2 separate regions of the Homo sapiens genome follow, and region 2 is linked to region 1. A link is a loop called in an ENCODE intact Hi-C map of the cell type or tissue named here. Cell type or tissue: psoas muscle. All regions are shown on one strand.

The links. A loop is a pair of places that touch in the nucleus more often than their neighbours do. Peaks named below come from ENCODE experiments on the same cell type or tissue, not always from the same donor. Only the 100,000 strongest peaks of a DNase experiment are listed, where the experiment ranks them.
Region 2: a loop joins it to region 1, with 3.0 times the contacts of the local background. A loop is called at or near these places in 55 of 110 quality-filtered maps.

Annotation. Positions count from the first base shown.
Region 1 is chr2:8,532,206-8,537,205 of GRCh38, forward strand. No RefSeq gene overlaps it. Among named protein-coding and RNA genes, the nearest start is that of LINC01814, 49 kb to the right of the region's middle. RefSeq lists cis regulatory regions at 2,446-3,448, 3,471-5,000. In psoas muscle, no CTCF peak of the experiment used is centred here; DNase peaks (open chromatin) are centred at 2,706 and 3,036.
Region 2 is chr2:8,670,016-8,675,015 of GRCh38, forward strand. ID2-AS1 (ID2 antisense RNA 1) reads right to left here. Exons shown (of 4, transcript NR_110154.1): 2 at 3,022-3,292; 3 at 1,566-1,757; 4 at 969-1,262. Among named protein-coding and RNA genes, the nearest start is that of ID2-AS1, 9.3 kb to the right of the region's middle. In psoas muscle, no CTCF peak of the experiment used is centred here; no DNase peak of the experiment used is centred here.

The DNA.
Region 1 (5,000 bases):
AGCTTCTGTTCTTAGATTACAGAGGTGGTAAATGAAGTATCACCATGGCTCTACCCATCTAACTTTAGTAGGCCCCCTACCACCACACACACAATTACCATAGCATGCTCCCAATACGATATCAGCTCTTTGCACTTGGCTGGGCTGGCCTGCTACACCCCAGTGCAAAGTGGAATTTCTTCAGCACATTGATCATCTTGTAAGCATCTTCACTCACAGCTCAGTAAACAGCCAACATTGTCCCAAAGAGTAGCAGCCCTTCAAGTATCCGGTCATGTGTCTAAAGAGCTCCATATCCATGCATGTGTGTGTATGTTTTTGTTACTGAAAGGGCATGGGGGGGGGCCACGTCTATACCGGACTACAGAGAGTGAAGCTGGCATTTAAAATCTACTATGCTTTAGCAATTGCGAAATATGCAATGCATCTTTTATTTATTATAGTCCCCATTCTGTATAAAAAATAAATTTGTGAAGTGATGGATTTGTTAATTAGCTTGATTTAATCATTTCACAATGTAAACATGTATCAAAACATCACATTGCACCCCATAAATACAGACAATTATTATTTGCCAAGTAAAAATGAAATGGATAAAAATGAGCTTGGTGGAGCGCAGAGCTGGCAGCACTGTGCTCAGCAGCTTAGCAGCTTGCTCACCCCATTCCACGAGGGATCTGGGAAAGGCCCACACTGTGGCTCTTAGAGCTGACTCCCAGCCCAGCAGCCCAATCTGGCCCAAACAGAGGGTATGGCCCTTACCCTAGCGTCAACTAAAGAGAGAAACCAGAGCATTCACCCATCTCTTTCCCCACCTTTCCCCAGAGGTCTGGAATATAGATTGTGCTTGAGCACACAGGACATGGTTCTGTCTCAACGGAGCCAACATCTTGGCCTAGCACAGGCCACTTTGTGACACTCTGTCTTATCCCCCAGGAGCACAGCCACATGGGCAGAAATCAGGAAGAGACAGCCAGCAAAACACCAGGAGCTGGGGCAGACCTGGAACAGTCTCCCTCCCAGGACCAAAAGGAACCGACCCTGCCTGCACCTTGATCTTGGACTCTGGGTCTGCAGAACAATACGTTTCTGTCGTTGACGTCACTCAGTTCAGGGTACCATGCTGTGGCAGCCATGTAAACTCATAAATCCTGCCAGAAGCTATTATCACACCTATTTTACAGGTGAAGAAACTGGAGCTCTGGGAGATTAGGGACTTTGCCCAAGGTCACTTGGCTAAAAACTTACTGAGCTAGAGTTAGCCTCTCTTTTCACAGCCCCTCAACTGTGGGTGTCTCCACCATCTCCCTGGCCCCGCGTGAATAGGCAAATGGTGATTTCTTCACCTGTAAGCTCTGAGGTGAGCAATCGGGTTTTTTTCTAGCCTTAGCACAAAGCAGAGCTTTAAGATGATAAACCTACTTTACCCTTGACAAACCCCAAGTGTGGTCTTGAAGGATGGAGCCGATCACCTACAGGTTTAAGGAGCCACATAGAGAAAGGGCGAGCATGGGGCTCCAGGCCCCAGGTTTAAATCCAGCTCTGCCTTTCTCCAGCCGTGGAAACTCAGCACGTTTCTCTGTATCCCAACGTCTTCATCAGTACTAGGGATGTTAAATTTGTGGGAAGGATTATATCAGAGCGTCCAAGCTTAGGGTGTGCTGTGGCATGCAGTCGATGTTGAATGAATGACTTTGTTACCATCATCATTATTACTGTGCTTTCTCATTACGATACCAAATGTATTCACGATAAAATTAAACTCGAAGCCTCTGCCCCAGGACCCGCTACGGGCCTCTTGGAATCACCTCCCTTATTCATGGAGAGAATGCTCAGGAGGATGAGGAGGGAGACCCAGGGCTGACCTGGAGGGGAGGTGGACAGTGGGACAGCAGTCCTCCCACAGGAGCCAGGCCCCCCTCTTCCACCCACCTCCTCACCACCCCATGTGGCTTCCTTCTCAACACTACCAGCTAGAAATGGGACTTGGCTTTTTAAACTCAGCCCCGATGTGGTCACACTGGAGAAATGCATGTCCGCTCTGTCAGGACAGGACACGCAGGAGGACCAGGAGAGACACTCCCAGGCTAATGGGCATGAGCCCTGGGTCCAAATCTCAGCAAGAGGACCCAAGAGAAGACCCAAGGGAGGCCTTCTTCCCCAGAGTCAGGGCTTCTTCCCTGCAGAGAGGGCTGCAGGTGCTTCCTATCCTGTTGGGTCCATGAGTGGCTGCTCAAAGGGACGAGTTCTCGTGGGGAGGCACTTCTGTCCCTTGTCAGGTTAAGTCCTTCACCGGTTCCCACCCCGGACAGGACAGGGCGCACTAAAGCTCCACTGCGTGCATGACAGCCTTCCTGGCTGTGGACCCTCTCGCCCATTCCCCAGACCCCTCTGCAGAGTTCAGGAGTAAGGAACTCGGCGGCATAGCCCCACTGCAGGCGGGGGTTGGATCCCAGCCACACCACTGGCCATGAGCTCAGGCACACCGCTGGTCACTTGACCTCCCTGAGACTCAGATGTTCGGCCTCTGAGTAGGAAGCATCCAGGGCAGACCAGCGAGGAAATGCAATTGACCCCTGACCAGACTCCCAGCCCCACAGCCACCCGCTGCGGGATCTGCAGGCTGTGGAAGGAGCTGAGTCAGGGGTGCTTGGGGGGATGTGTCGGGAGGGGAACCTGCACCCTCACTGGCGGGGGTGGAAGGGGAGGCAGAGGCCAAGGGCTGCCGTCAGGCACCGTCTCAGCAAGAGAATCAGGAACTAGAGCCCCCAGCTGTGAGGGCCCTGTGAGATTTCTTCAACTTTTGTCACTTCCCCACTTTTTCCCCTTTGGTTACCACCCTTCTGCCCGGCGTGACTGTTAATTAACCCCTTACAGCTGCAAGGGCTGGCCTGCAGGGTCAGCAAAGACAGGAGCCAGAGGACAGCCCCACCCCAGCCCAGGCCAGTCCCGAGATGGGGCCAAGCCAGCAGGGCCTAGGTCCAGGCTGAGCGGGTGAGGGGTGGCCCAGGCCTGGAGCCACTGCAGCCAGAAAGGTCCTGGGCCCCCAGCCACCCTCTGGGTAAGCTCCTGGTGAACGTCCAGGCAGGCCTGGTTGTGCAACAGGCCCCGCTCCCAGTAAGTTGCAGCAGGGGGAGGAGATCTCAGCCTGCAAATGCTGCTTTGCTGGTTATACTCTCACCTCTGGCTGGATCCACCCAGCTGCTTCCATGTCTCCTCCGCTCCCAGGCCTGGGGGAGAAAGCCCAGGAGGGAGGCGTAGAGCGCCAGGCCCTTGTGGCTCCCCTGGCTCCATGCAACTGAACTCAGCCCCAGAGGATCTCTGCTCTGACTCGAGAAAGTCCAGGGAGAGGAAGGGGGCTGAGGAGGGGAGCAGAGCACACCCCAGCACATTCCATGATTCATCTGGACCCAGCGCATCTGCCAGGGTCCATGCGTGTGCACGTGTGTGCATTGAGGGTCGCACGTGTGTGGTACTTTCGATCTGAAAACACACAGTATCTCTCCAATCCTCACAGCAGTCTCATGAGCAGAAACGTTTGTGTCAATACACAGATAGGGACACCAAGGTTTGGACTGACTCAGTGACTGGTGGGGATTCTCACGCAGCCCGGGGGGCTCCCACAGTGGTCCCTGCAGAAATCCTGGAACTCTGCTGCAGGTGGTCACGGCTACCAGGCATCACCAGCCCATCTCTGAGACTTCCACACACGGAGGTTTACTAGTAACTCATTTGCATATCTGCCCCTTGCTGGCAAGATCTCTTCCCTACCCCAGCTCGAAGGCTCGGTGCTGCCATCCAAGCCAGCTTCCTGTGTTCTGTCCAGAGCAGAGGAGAGAGAACCACCCACCCAACACCCTTCGTGTAAAAAGCCGTAATCCTCCTGTGCTTGCAGACTTCACCACCAGCCTGCAGCCTCACCTTCCCCCAAACTTCCCTCCTGGTTCTAATTTTTCAGTCCTTTACTCATCTCTGGGGGAAGCGGCCCAGGGGGCGGGAGGCACGTGGGAGGCTGAGAGCTCAGTGTTGAAGTCGGCGGCAGCCCCGGGCTTGGGCTCACCCAGCAGTACCCGCCCCACTGCTGCCTCGGAGAGACAGAATAAGATCCACATCCTAGCCCAGTGCCAGGCCTGGGGAAGGTATGAGACGAACAGGCCCAAACCAGCCAGGACCTGGGCAAGCCCCTCCGGCCAGTGCCTCTGGCCCTGCAGGGCACTTGACCCCCCTCACCTCAGCCCCGTGAGTCCAGATCCTTCCTCCCTGGGCAGACCCCTTCCCACCCACATTGGATGTCCTCTGCAAAACATCACACATCATCTGTTCTCCATTCCTGGAGATCATGACACCATCACACAGGCCTGGGCCCCCAAGACATCACTCTGAGCCCCTGCTATATGTGATGGCCCGTGGAGGCCCAGGTCCTCCGCCTTGTCATCCAGAGAACAGGACTAATGTTCCCTTTAGCTCCTGGTTTGGGGGTGGGGGAGGTTTGTCACGCAGCGAAGAGCAACGGCCCAACTGAACTCAAGATAGGTAACATCTATCACTCTCTGCAATCTGCAAGCTCGTCACTCTGCCTGGGAAGATTAGATTAGTAAGCACCCGGTCATCGGAAAAATCCAGCTCCAGATACCTAATATCTTGTTTTCTTCCGTCTGTGCCCACAGTGTTTGTGAGGCTAACTTGGCTGGCATTTTTTCAAGTGTAGAAACAAAGCAGGCAGCTTTCTCCTTTCCAGGCAGGGCCTCCCCGACTTCAGTCATCTCCCACCCTTGACTCTTCCCCAGACACCTCCTCCAACCCTCTGAGTTTTCCCAAATGGGGCCCAGGCCAGACTCCAGCTATGTCTTGGGGCCCTGGGCACCAGGCTTCCCCTCCCTCCCCTCGTGTTTGCTGATCATTGTCATCAACCCTGGGTTTTCCTGAAAGAAGCACAGCCCATGTGTCTCAGGGTCCTTCTCCCATCTCCTCTTGGCCTCTTGGCCTCCTGGTAGGCTCCA
Region 2 (5,000 bases), 140 kb after region 1:
ATACCAGCTGGCATTAGCTAACTCAGTCACAAATACTTTTGCTTGTTTTCTTGAATAGATTCTCCAATATATGGAGCTCCATTTGAGCCAACATCACCTGGGGGACATCTGGATTGGCCAGTCCTATTTCAAGTGGGAGAGGGATCTCCAGGGTACATTTCTCTGGAAATCAACTTATAACTGATATAACGAGCTGGCTTATGCAAAGACACAGGAGGGGTCTGTGGGCCCATTTAAGTCTCTGAGGAACTTTTGAAATTGGTCCTCTTTAGATAAGCTCGCTACAGTTCACCTCTGGCCATTCTAGTCCTATAGGACTTCAAATTTGAATCTCTATACTCTATGTGCTGCAAGTTTAGTCGAAGATATCTTCTCTTGCCCAGTTATCTTAACCAGTCAGAGCTTAGTAAAAATAAATGCAAGTTCCTATTTCTTTACAGATTTACTATATCTGTCATAAGGCGTTTCTGCAATTGTAGTGATCGTTTACTGAGGAGGTTGCTAAATTTAGCAGATGAAATATAAGGACATACTCATACTAAGAAAAATTATTCTATTCATTGTCCAGCCAAAACTTAAATTTAAATAGGTTTCCTGCATTTTATCTGGCAACCGTATTTACTGAGCACTTATATTTTTCCAGGTACTACATCTGAGATACATTCAAATCCTCAAAATAACACTGAGCGGGGCGCCACTATCGTCTCCATTTTCAAATGGGGCAAGAGAATGCAAAAGGCTAGGTTCTCTCCCTGGGCCACAGCCCACCTGCCATTGGCAGTGCTGGGATCCCAAAGCAGCCAACACATGGGCTCTTCTCGCCTGGTCCAATGCTCAGAGGTGTGCCCGCAGGCAAGATCTGCTCAGGGAATGCTCCTTATTTCACCACCATTCCTTTAAAACCTACAGAAAGCATAGTCTTTTTTTCTAATGGGCAATCGTCAAAACACAGTGGCTGTAAGGGAACCTGAAGATGTGGTGAGGATGGTTAAGAATATCTTATTTAAAACTTTCATGTTTTGGAACTATTGTAAAATATCCATAGTAAATATTTCCTTTTTTAAAGCTTGCATTTCTCTCAGAGATGGGTAAATGGACGTGATCCAGTTTCAGCAAGTCTTAGGAGGCAACTCGGTGCGAACCTCAGGAGCACAGACTTTGAGGTCAGATGGGCGTGGGCTTAGATTCTGGTTCCACCATCTCCTGGCCGTTCTGGCATGGGCAGGTTACCTGGGCATCCTTCACACTGGCAGTTTGCTGGCCTGCAAGATATGAAAGCAGCAGTCTCCGTCTGAGGGCTCTGTAAGGGCTTAGTGCAGAAGCAGGTGAGGGAGCGCTGCCCATCCTTTACACATGGGAACCTGGGGCTCATGGTGACTCACCCTAGGACACGCTGCAAACCAGGGGTGCAGGTGCTCCCAGAGACGAAAGAAACAAAGGACTGGGTGGGAACCAAGAGCTCAGGCTCAGGGAGGGACAGACTGGGGGAGCCCTCAGCCTCACCCCCCAGGCCCCAACATGCACCCCACCCCCGTAACGGCAGCAACCAAAGAACCTCATCCCACCTTATTGCAAGGATTGCCTGCTTCTGCATTTCTTTAGTGGCTCCTCCTGGAGAATTCAGGACTCATGACTTGAACTAGCAGGACTTGATGAACTGTAACTGCATCCACCCACTCCTGACTGCTTTCTCGGGATCAGAAATGGCCACACTGGGATTGTGTCACTGGGCAACACCATCCCAGGAGTTCCTGCACCTTAAATCAACAAGACAATGGGAGAAAAAGCCTGATCCTAACCTGGAAGCATGATCATCACTCCACACTCAAATTCTTTACATTGTTGTTGTTTTTTTTTAATGTTGAAATCACTTTAAAATCTTGATAAAGAGAAGTGACGCCTCTGAGATGTTTCTGTGACACTGTTTCTGCAGTGTCTGGAGGTACCAGATGCTCTCACTGCCTTTCCAGGAAACTGTGCGGCCCACAGGCAGTCACCTCTCACCAGTGAGGCTTCCTCGTGTCTCCAGGGCCCCTGAGCTGGTACCATTCATCATACTTGGTTTTGGTTCAAAACATACAGTCATCACATAGGGTTATAAATTCTATATCTTGGGGGATAGTTGGTAGGGGTTCTTATTGGTTAAAAGAAAGTCCTAAGAATATACTAGACACATATCAAATAAAACCTGTATTTCTTTTAAAATTAAGGCACTTTTAGGCGGGGTGCAGTGATGCCTGTAATCCCAGCACTTTGGGAGGCTGAGACAGGCAGATGACTTGAGCCCAGAAGTTCGAGACCAGCTGGGTAATATGGTGAAAATCCATCTCTACAAAAAAATATAAAAATTAGCCAGATGCAGTGGCTCACATCTGTAATCCCAACACTTTGGGAGACCAAGGCAGGAGGACCACTTGAGCTCAGGAGTTTAAGAACAGCCAAGGCACCATGACGAAACCTCGCCTCTAAAAAAATACAAAAATTAGCCAGGTGCAGTGGCATGTGCCTATAGTCCCAGCTACTCGGGGGACTAAGGCAGCAGAATTGCTTGAGCCCAGGAGGTAGAGGTTGCAGTGAGCTATCGCACCACTGCACTCCAGCCTGGGTGACAGGAGTGAAACCCTGTCTCAAAAAGAAATAAATAGCTGGGTGCTGTGACACATGCCCATAGCCCCAGCTACTTGGGAGGCTGAAGTAGGAGGATTGCTTGAGCCCAAAAGGTTGAGGCTGCAGTGAACCATGATCATGCCACTGTACTCCAGCCTGGGCAACAGAGTGAGACCCTGTCTCAAAAAAAAAAAAAACAAAAAAAACAGGTAGGTTTGTTGGGTGTAGGGATATGTTTATTTTATGCACTATAAATCATGTTGTTATAAAACTTTCAGGAAAAATACACAAATAAATTATCAATGATTACAACTATAATGAATGCACAAGATTATACCTAGAAACTCTGTACCCCCAATTTCTCTTTTGGAGGCCACTTTATGAAACAAATCACCCACAAAAGTATTGACTTACGACAATGAGTTACTCTACAGTCCCACTGGCCAGGCTCCAGCAGGCAGCCTCACGATGTCTTGTGTGCTTGGTCAGTTGGTGGCTGGGGCTGAGGTCATCTTACTGGGCTGGACATCCACGGAGTCCTCTTTTATTCCCAGCCAGGTGCTCAGCTGGGATGACTGAGGCTGGCCCCTTTTTTAGCCCTTTCCATGTGGCCTCTTCATGCCACCAGCTTAGACTTCCTCACTGCATGGTGATCTCAGAGATGTCTGCATTTGTTACATGGTGACTGTAAGAGAGAAGCCAAGAAACCAAAACCTTTTAGACTATAACCGTCCCACTTCAACCAAACGCCACAGAAAAGACTGTGGCCCCAACTCTAACCCCATCAGCAAAGGGGAGTGAAGAGCTAGATGGCCCCCCTCAGTCTGCTGTCAGAAGACGCCACCCTGAACAACAGGATGGTGTCAGAGAAGGTGCAGTGGGGAGCAGACAGTCATCCCTGCAGGTCAGCAATAAGCATCAGCAGAGGCTACCTGGGAGCCTGAACACCCACCCACCCCATCCACCACCCAGGGGATAATCAGGCACTGCTCTCTCCCCACTGAGGTTGTCAAGGTTGAGTAAGAACTGCGACATTCATCACCTTCCAATGGTAAGATGCCTCCACCCCACAATGTCATTGGAGGCCACGTGAGGAGCACCTCCTCCCAAGCCAGGGTGGTGCAGCAGAGGCCACTATAATAGAAGATTTAAATAAGCTCCACATCATAACATTACCCCCAAAACGCCCAGGTTTCAAGAAAAAAGAAAAAAAAAATCATTCATCATTCCAAGAACCAGGAAAAGCTCAACTTGAACGAGAAAAGACAATCAACAGTTGCCAACACTGAGGTGACACAGATGTTGGAATAATCTGACAAGGACTCTGCAGGGGCCATCAGAAAAATCTTCTAATGAGCAATTATGAACAGGCAAAAAAAAGATGAAAAAATAGAAAACTCAGTAAAGAAGCAGAAGATGTAAAGAAGAATGAAAGGGAAATCTTAAAACTGAAAAATACAGTAACCAAAGTAAAAACTCATTGAATGGACTCAAAAGCACAGTGGAGAGGGCAGAGGAAACCATCTGTGAACCTGAAGACAGAACAACAGAAATTGCCCAACTGAACAACAGAGAGAAAACAGATTTTTTAAAAATATATTAACATAGTCTCAGGGACCTCTGGGATTATAATAAAAGATCTAACATTAGTGTCATTGGAGTTCTGAAAAGAGAAGAGAAAAAGGGCAGGGCTGAAAAAGCATGTGAAGAAATAATGGTTGAAAATTTCCCAAGTTTGGCAAAAGAAGCTGTCTAGAGAACCTCAAACAGAATAAACCTAAAGAAATCCATGCCTAGAGAGATCATAGGCAAACTTCCAAAAATGAAAAGACAAATCAAGGAGAGAGAAACCACACCTTACTTACATTGGGGAAAAAGCAATTCAAATAACAGCAGATTTCATATGAGAAATCAGATTTTGTCATGAGAAACCCTGATAGAAGGAAGAAAGCACCACAGAATGTCAGGTGCTAAAACGAAAAAACACTGTCAACCCCAAATTCTATATCCAGCAAAAATATCCTGCAGAACTGAAGGCAAGAACAAGACTTCAGATGCGGGAAAACTAAGGGAACATGTCACCAACACACCTACCCTAAAAGACTGTCCAAAAAATGCTCTTGAAACAGCAGGAATTACTCAAACGGAGACTAATGGAATATCAGGAAGGAAAAAAGAACAAAGGAAAAAGAGAAAATGCGGGTAAGTATAACAGATTTTCCTTCTCTTGAATTTCTAGAAACGAGTGTACAGTTAGTTTCTTAAAGCAGGCGTCCCCAAAACCCCAGGCAGTGGGCTGGTACCGGTCTGTGACCTGTTAGGAATCCCAGGCAGAGCAGGAGGTGAGCAGTGAATGAGCATTACTCCCTGAGCTCCGCCTCCTGTCAGATCAG